2 separate regions of the Homo sapiens genome follow, and region 2 is linked to region 1. Evidence: read pairs that join two places in POLR2A ChIA-PET (ENCODE). Cell type or tissue: B cell. All regions are shown on one strand. Each heading gives the region's core, and the rest is flanking DNA. Links, peaks and the distances in the headings are about the cores only.

Region 1 (2,922 bases), core at 162-2,661:
CAGGGAGCAAATCATCGCATCTTTATGAGTATCGGTTCCCACTTTTAAAAATGGAGATAATAATAATGGCACCTCTCCTACTACAAAAAGGTTATGCTGAGAAACAAGAAGAGTGGGCTGAAGTAGCAAAAAGTAGATTATGAAAGGGTGAAGATAAAGTGCAATGCTTTAACTATAAACGTGTTAGTCTTAGTTATTCTGTGTGCCTACCAGTAGACTAAATCAGTTAAACAGCCACAAAGATTTTGTTTCAAGAAATTTGGTTTCTGAAAGTTTGTTTTGCAAGCATCGCAAAATGACTTCCTCAACCAGAAGTTTTTCCAGGCAGGACCCCATGAACAGTATTTTCTCTGTAGGAAGAGGCTGTAAGAAGAGAGATGCATTTTTATCTTGGGCCAAGAGGGAGCGGATCCACTTCTCAGGCACTGTGGTGAGGATTTGGGGTGGCTGGGGTCAGGGTGGGGCATACTCCTCCTTATTACTTCCTGTGCTCAGACCACAGCCCTCAGAGGGGCTTAGAAGATTTAAGGGACATGAAGAGCCAGCCAGAGAGCCACAGACGAGGCAGAGGAGAGGGACAGAAATAGATGCACACAGAAAGATGACGACAGAGAAATACATACAGAGAGGGAGATAGACAGAGCCAGTGAGAGACAGAAATAGCCAGTTACCAAGAGAGACAGAAAGATTACAAAGATAGACACAGGAAGAGAGAGAGGGAAAGAGAGAAAGAGATGGGGGAGACATCATAATCATAGCAAATACTTATATCACACTTATTATGCGAGAGGAAATAGAAGAGAAGATGAGATTCAGAGAAAAAGAGTCACAGGAGAGATGGAGGAAGGAAGTGTGAAAACAGCAAGATAAAGGGCAGAAGCTGGGGGAAAGGAGGAAAAGGAGGACCAGATGAGAAGGGCAGCTCTCCTGAGTCTGTGTGTGTGTGTTTGCGAGAGAGAGAGACAGAGGGAGAGGGAGGAGGGCGAAGGCAGCTCTTCCTGCCCTCCCAGGGAGCTGACAGAGGCCCTCATTAGTAGCTGCAGGACTCGAACAGAAGGGAGGAGAAAAGGCAACAGAAAGAAAACTGGAGATTGTCCCTGTTTTGTGTGGATTTGCTGCAAAGGGCAAACTCATTTGCAAGGATGACAGATCTCAAATTAAAAAAAAAAAAAAATCCCTCCAAACCCCCATGGCTTAGACCGAGAAGCATAAAAAGGTATGAGAAGTTTGGCAGTGCCCTCTTGCTGGGAGCACGCAGTGGGGACTTGGCCCAGTTGCCCTGTGGGCAGAGGGCTGGGCTGTCAGGACAGAAATCACACCCAGGCCCAGAGCTTTCCATCCACTCCAGTGGGGAGGGAAGCAACAGCCACAAAATGACAGGGACGCCAAGAGTCCCGCTCCGCTCTATTGTTATCACACGAATTTCTAGGCAAAAATAACAATAATTGCTCCCTTGTACTTAGCACTTATTATATGCCAAAGGCAGTGCTGAATTTTTTCATGCATTATCTCATTTAGTCCTTACATAGCCAAATGAGGTAACAGCTCCCATTTCACAAAGGGGGACCATGTCTGTCTGAGCATATTCTTAACTACTCTGATATGGGTAATAACAATGTTGAAGGAATTTGAAAAGAAAAATATGCCCATAACTCCACATTTCCTTACACATGTAACCAATTTCTTTACACTTTTATAATAAACTCATACTCTATACTTTCATTTTTTCATATACATATCATCACTCTCATTATCATCATTATTACTGTGTCACCCCCCTTGCCTTGGACTGAAAGGAAGACACTCTGCATGGAAATTATTGTCGTGCGTCAGGTCCCTCGGGATCTGTGTTACATCCACGTGTACCCAGTGAATGTTTCCTGAGTACTTTGATGTGTCAAGCCCTGTGCCAGGTCCTGGGGTAAGTACAAAGTCCCTGCTCAGCCCAGTGTGAGAGATAGAGAATGCAAAAACTCATTTGCATAAAGCATTTATTTGTAGGAAGCACTCATTTGCATAACACACTCATTTGCATACCTGAGATGGCCTCTGCACCAGCCCAGGCTGCAGAGCCTGGTCCAGGTTCCAGGATAATGAGAATGATGGTGAGAACTTGACCCAAGGTTGTCTTTACTTTTGTCTCCCCCTGAAGCAGCCAACAAGAAGTAGCAAAAGGGACATAGACGAAGATGCAGCAGGGAAAAGAGGGTTCCCAGAGCCTTGGCCCAGTGCTCTGTGGTCCTGGTAGCTGGTGTGGATTTCAGACCACCAGGATGGAGGAGGGCGGAACTGCTGCCTCATTGCTTGGGAACTCCCAGCCTCGTCAGCCACCAGAAGCAATAGGTGTGACTCAAAAAGGCAGAAATCCTGCCACTCAGCCTGGAATGTCAAGGTTCTAGGCCATCACCGTGCAATGGAACCTTGTGCGATGCTGGACATGTTCTCTATGTGTCTTGTACATAATGGTAGTCTGTAGGTGCATGTGGCTGCTGAGCACTCCGTAAGTGGTTGATGTGCCTGTGGAAACAGATCTTTAATTCTATTTAATTTTAACTAATTTAATTTAATGTTTTTATTGTTTCATTATATTTTAATTTTTGTGGGTACATAGTAGGTGTACATATTTATGGGGTACATGAGATGTTTGGATACAGGCATGCAATGTGAAATAAGCACATCATGGAGAATGGGGTATCCATCCCCTCAAGCATTTATCCTTTGAGTTACAAACAATCCAATTACGCTCCTGGAGTTATCTTAAAATGTACAATTAAGTTATTATTGACTATAGTCACCCTGTTGTGCTATAAAATAATAGTTATTATTCATTCTTTCTATTTTTTAATACCCACCTCCCCCTATCCAGCCCCCGACTTCCCTTCCCAGCCTCTGGTAACTGTCCTTCTAGTCTCTATGTCTATG
Region 2 (2,922 bases), core at 190-2,689, 54 kb after region 1:
TGCATTATATTAGGACTTACAGGTATAAGCCACTGCAGAACCATTTTCTGACAACACTGTGGTAGGTCAAAGAAAATGTTTAGATCCAAAAAATGAGATTACTGTAAGGAACAAGTATACCATCAAATAGATGGAGTAAATGGTCCTTTTTTTCTGAAAACAGAAACACATCCTGGACCTTACAAATGATTATTTTGTACTATCCCATTCATAAAATATTGTATATATAAATGACAGAAATCAAAATCATTTTCCTTCTAAAATTAGCAATAAATGCTATAGTGCCATGTTAGATTATTTTGTGTCTCCTTTGCTAAGTTAAACCAAAGTATTCATTAGCTAATTCATTCACTCAATAGCCTGAAACACAAAAGTCCTCCAGACAACTAGAGAAGAACTGGATCATCCCATAGTTTTAAAAGAATACATTTATCATAAACTATAAACTTTATTATGTACAATAATCTATTTGATTTAAAGCTAACAAAGGATGATTTAATTAGTATATTTTTCCATAAATTTCACTTGATCATAAAACAAAATAAATGCAATTTAAAAAATTATATTCAAATAAAAGGACAGATTCACAAATAGAAAATTCAAAGCCTCAAAAAAAAAAGAAGAAGGATGGGTTTTCTCCCCCAGAAAAAAATTTAAGGGTAATTAGACATTGGCTGAGTCAATAATATACATTAATACATTAATTTAAAAAAAAAACAAAAAAACAAGCAAAAGGGCACTTGTTCAAAAGAGCAGACTGAATCATAAAGATCTTTTGCTTTCCGAAGTGCCTTTGAAATGAGTAAAGACACTGTAAATTTTAAAACACCCTTAATAGGCCTAGAAAACAAGAAATGGGATAAATAGCAAACCAGAAAGTTTAAAGAAATCCTAGGTAAAATTTGCATGTACAGAAAAATCCCAGCAGCTTCAAACATCAGAGAAAAAAAGAAACCCTTTTCAGGAAAACAAGAACACTAAATTCAGAGTCAACAACAATAAAAAAATCAGCGAAACTTATTAAACCAGAACAATATAAACAGATCATTCCTACTCTACTCATATAGAGCATAAGAGGCCAGGTACCTGTCATGCCCTCAGGCTGAGAAAGAGAACCATATGCCTCTTTTTCTGATACGCATCTTATTTTGGGTGGTAGGTACTAAGAGAACCAAAGAGGCATACCAGCAGATCCCATTTCAGAACCCAGAAGCCTAGGGAGGTGAGAAGCTATGCCAAGGAGTAAAATATACACGGTGCTCAACCTCTCCTGGACTCTCCAGGTACCAATGCTGCCTTCTAGTCTCCTTGCTCTGAAAGACATGCCTGTTAACAAACCCACCTATGTTATTTACAGCCCACTGTCAACACTGTCATTCAATTAAGCTGTTGAAGCAACCCTACCAAACTGCTGAAGAAAAGTCAAGAACATTACTTCTATTAGTCAATTTAGTCATCATAAATATGAATCAACAACCAAGGATCACTGGACATTTGAGCAAACCCAATTATCATGGAGGGGAAAAAAAGAACCAATATGAACACATAACAACTGACTTTAGGAAAAGGAGATAAATTAGGAAGCAGAAGAGAATTTGGCCAAATGCTAATTAATGGCTTTAGAAATATTCAAAAGGATACCACATTAATTAAAAAATGGGTTGCCAGAAAAAAGAAACAAGAAAGAATCCTTGGAAGTTAGAAAATTACTAACGTTGGCCGGGCGCAGTGGCTCACGCCTATAATCCCAGCAATTTGGGAGGTTGAGGTGGGTGGATCACTTGAGGTCAGAAGCTCAAGACCAGCCTGGCCAACATGGTGAAACTCCATCTCCACTAAAAATACAAAAATTAGCTGGGAATAGTGACGAGTGCCTGCAATCCCAACTACTTAGGAAGCTGAGGTAGGAAAATCACTTAAACTCAGGAGGCAGAAGTTGCAGTGAGCCGAGATTGCGCAACCGCACTACTAGGCTCTGTCTCCAAAAAAAAAAAAAAAATGCTGATGTGAAGAATTCGGTGGATAGATGAAAAACAGAATAGACATTGCTAAAGGCCAACCTGGTGATCTGGAAAATAAGCTGTGAAAATACTGTAGAATGAAGAGCAAAGAAAGATAAGGAGATGGAAAATAAGAGATAAAATGGTAAGAGACATAGAGGACAGACATCTTTTTATCAGGTCCAACATCTTTCTCATCTCTCTGTTCAGAGTTCCAGAAGCAGAAAAGAGAGACAATGAAAGGAAGAAATAATAAAAGAAAAAACTGTAAGAAAATCTTACAGAACTAAAGACCATTTTCAAATAAGTTAGGGCTCACTAAGAATTCTTGTGAAATTCCAGAACATCAGTAAGAAAGAGAAAATCCTACAAACTTTCAGAGCTAAAAATAAAAGCCACCACCACCAAAATGTAAAACCCCAAAACCCAAACAACAAAAGAAAACCAAAACAATAGGTTGTCTACAATGGAATAAGAATAATAAGACCACCAAAAAATCTAGCTGTGAGTATGCAGGAATGCGGGAGTTCAGGCACTAAGGCTTAGTCTCAGCAGAGATTTCTATACTTCTCTAATGTTGGCTTCACCAGATTTCAAGGAGCTAGCAGCTGATAATTAACAGTGAGAACAAAAGAAACAAACTGTTTAACAAAGCAGAAAATACATTTACCATCCATGCATTCCATATAAAAGACTTATCCAAGGCACTATTTCAGCAAGATGAAAAAAAAGTATGAAAAAGAGATAAGATTGAAAAACAACATGTTAAAGCTTAGAGAAAGCAAATAAAGTTTAAAGAAACAAGGAAAAGAGACCCCCCGTTGAAACTTGAGCCTTGGACAATCTTTTTTGAATGACAGAGATTTAGTGACCCACAATTACAGTTCCTGTCTTTTTAGTAACCCTATTTGGTTCAATAATT

What was found. Peaks named below come from ENCODE experiments on the same cell type or tissue, not always from the same donor. Only the 100,000 strongest peaks of a DNase experiment are listed, where the experiment ranks them.
Region 2: POLR2A ChIA-PET joins it to region 1 with 5 read pairs; 2 of 35 experiments call an interaction of 5 or more read pairs at or near these places.

What each region holds. Positions count from the first base shown.
Region 1 is chr13:43,125,670-43,128,591 of GRCh38, reverse strand. All of the region lies in intron 1 of LINC00400 (long intergenic non-protein coding RNA 400), which reads right to left. Among named protein-coding and RNA genes, the nearest start is that of LINC00400, 14 kb to the right of the region's middle. In B cell, for the core only: no CTCF peak of the experiment used is centred there; no DNase peak of the experiment used is centred there; H3K27me3 peaks cover 367 bases.
Region 2 is chr13:43,071,659-43,074,580 of GRCh38, reverse strand. All of the region lies in intron 3 of DNAJC15 (DnaJ heat shock protein family (Hsp40) member C15), which reads right to left. Among named protein-coding and RNA genes, the nearest start is that of LINC00400, 40 kb to the left of the region's middle. In B cell, for the core only: no CTCF peak of the experiment used is centred there; no DNase peak of the experiment used is centred there; H3K27ac peaks cover 240 bases.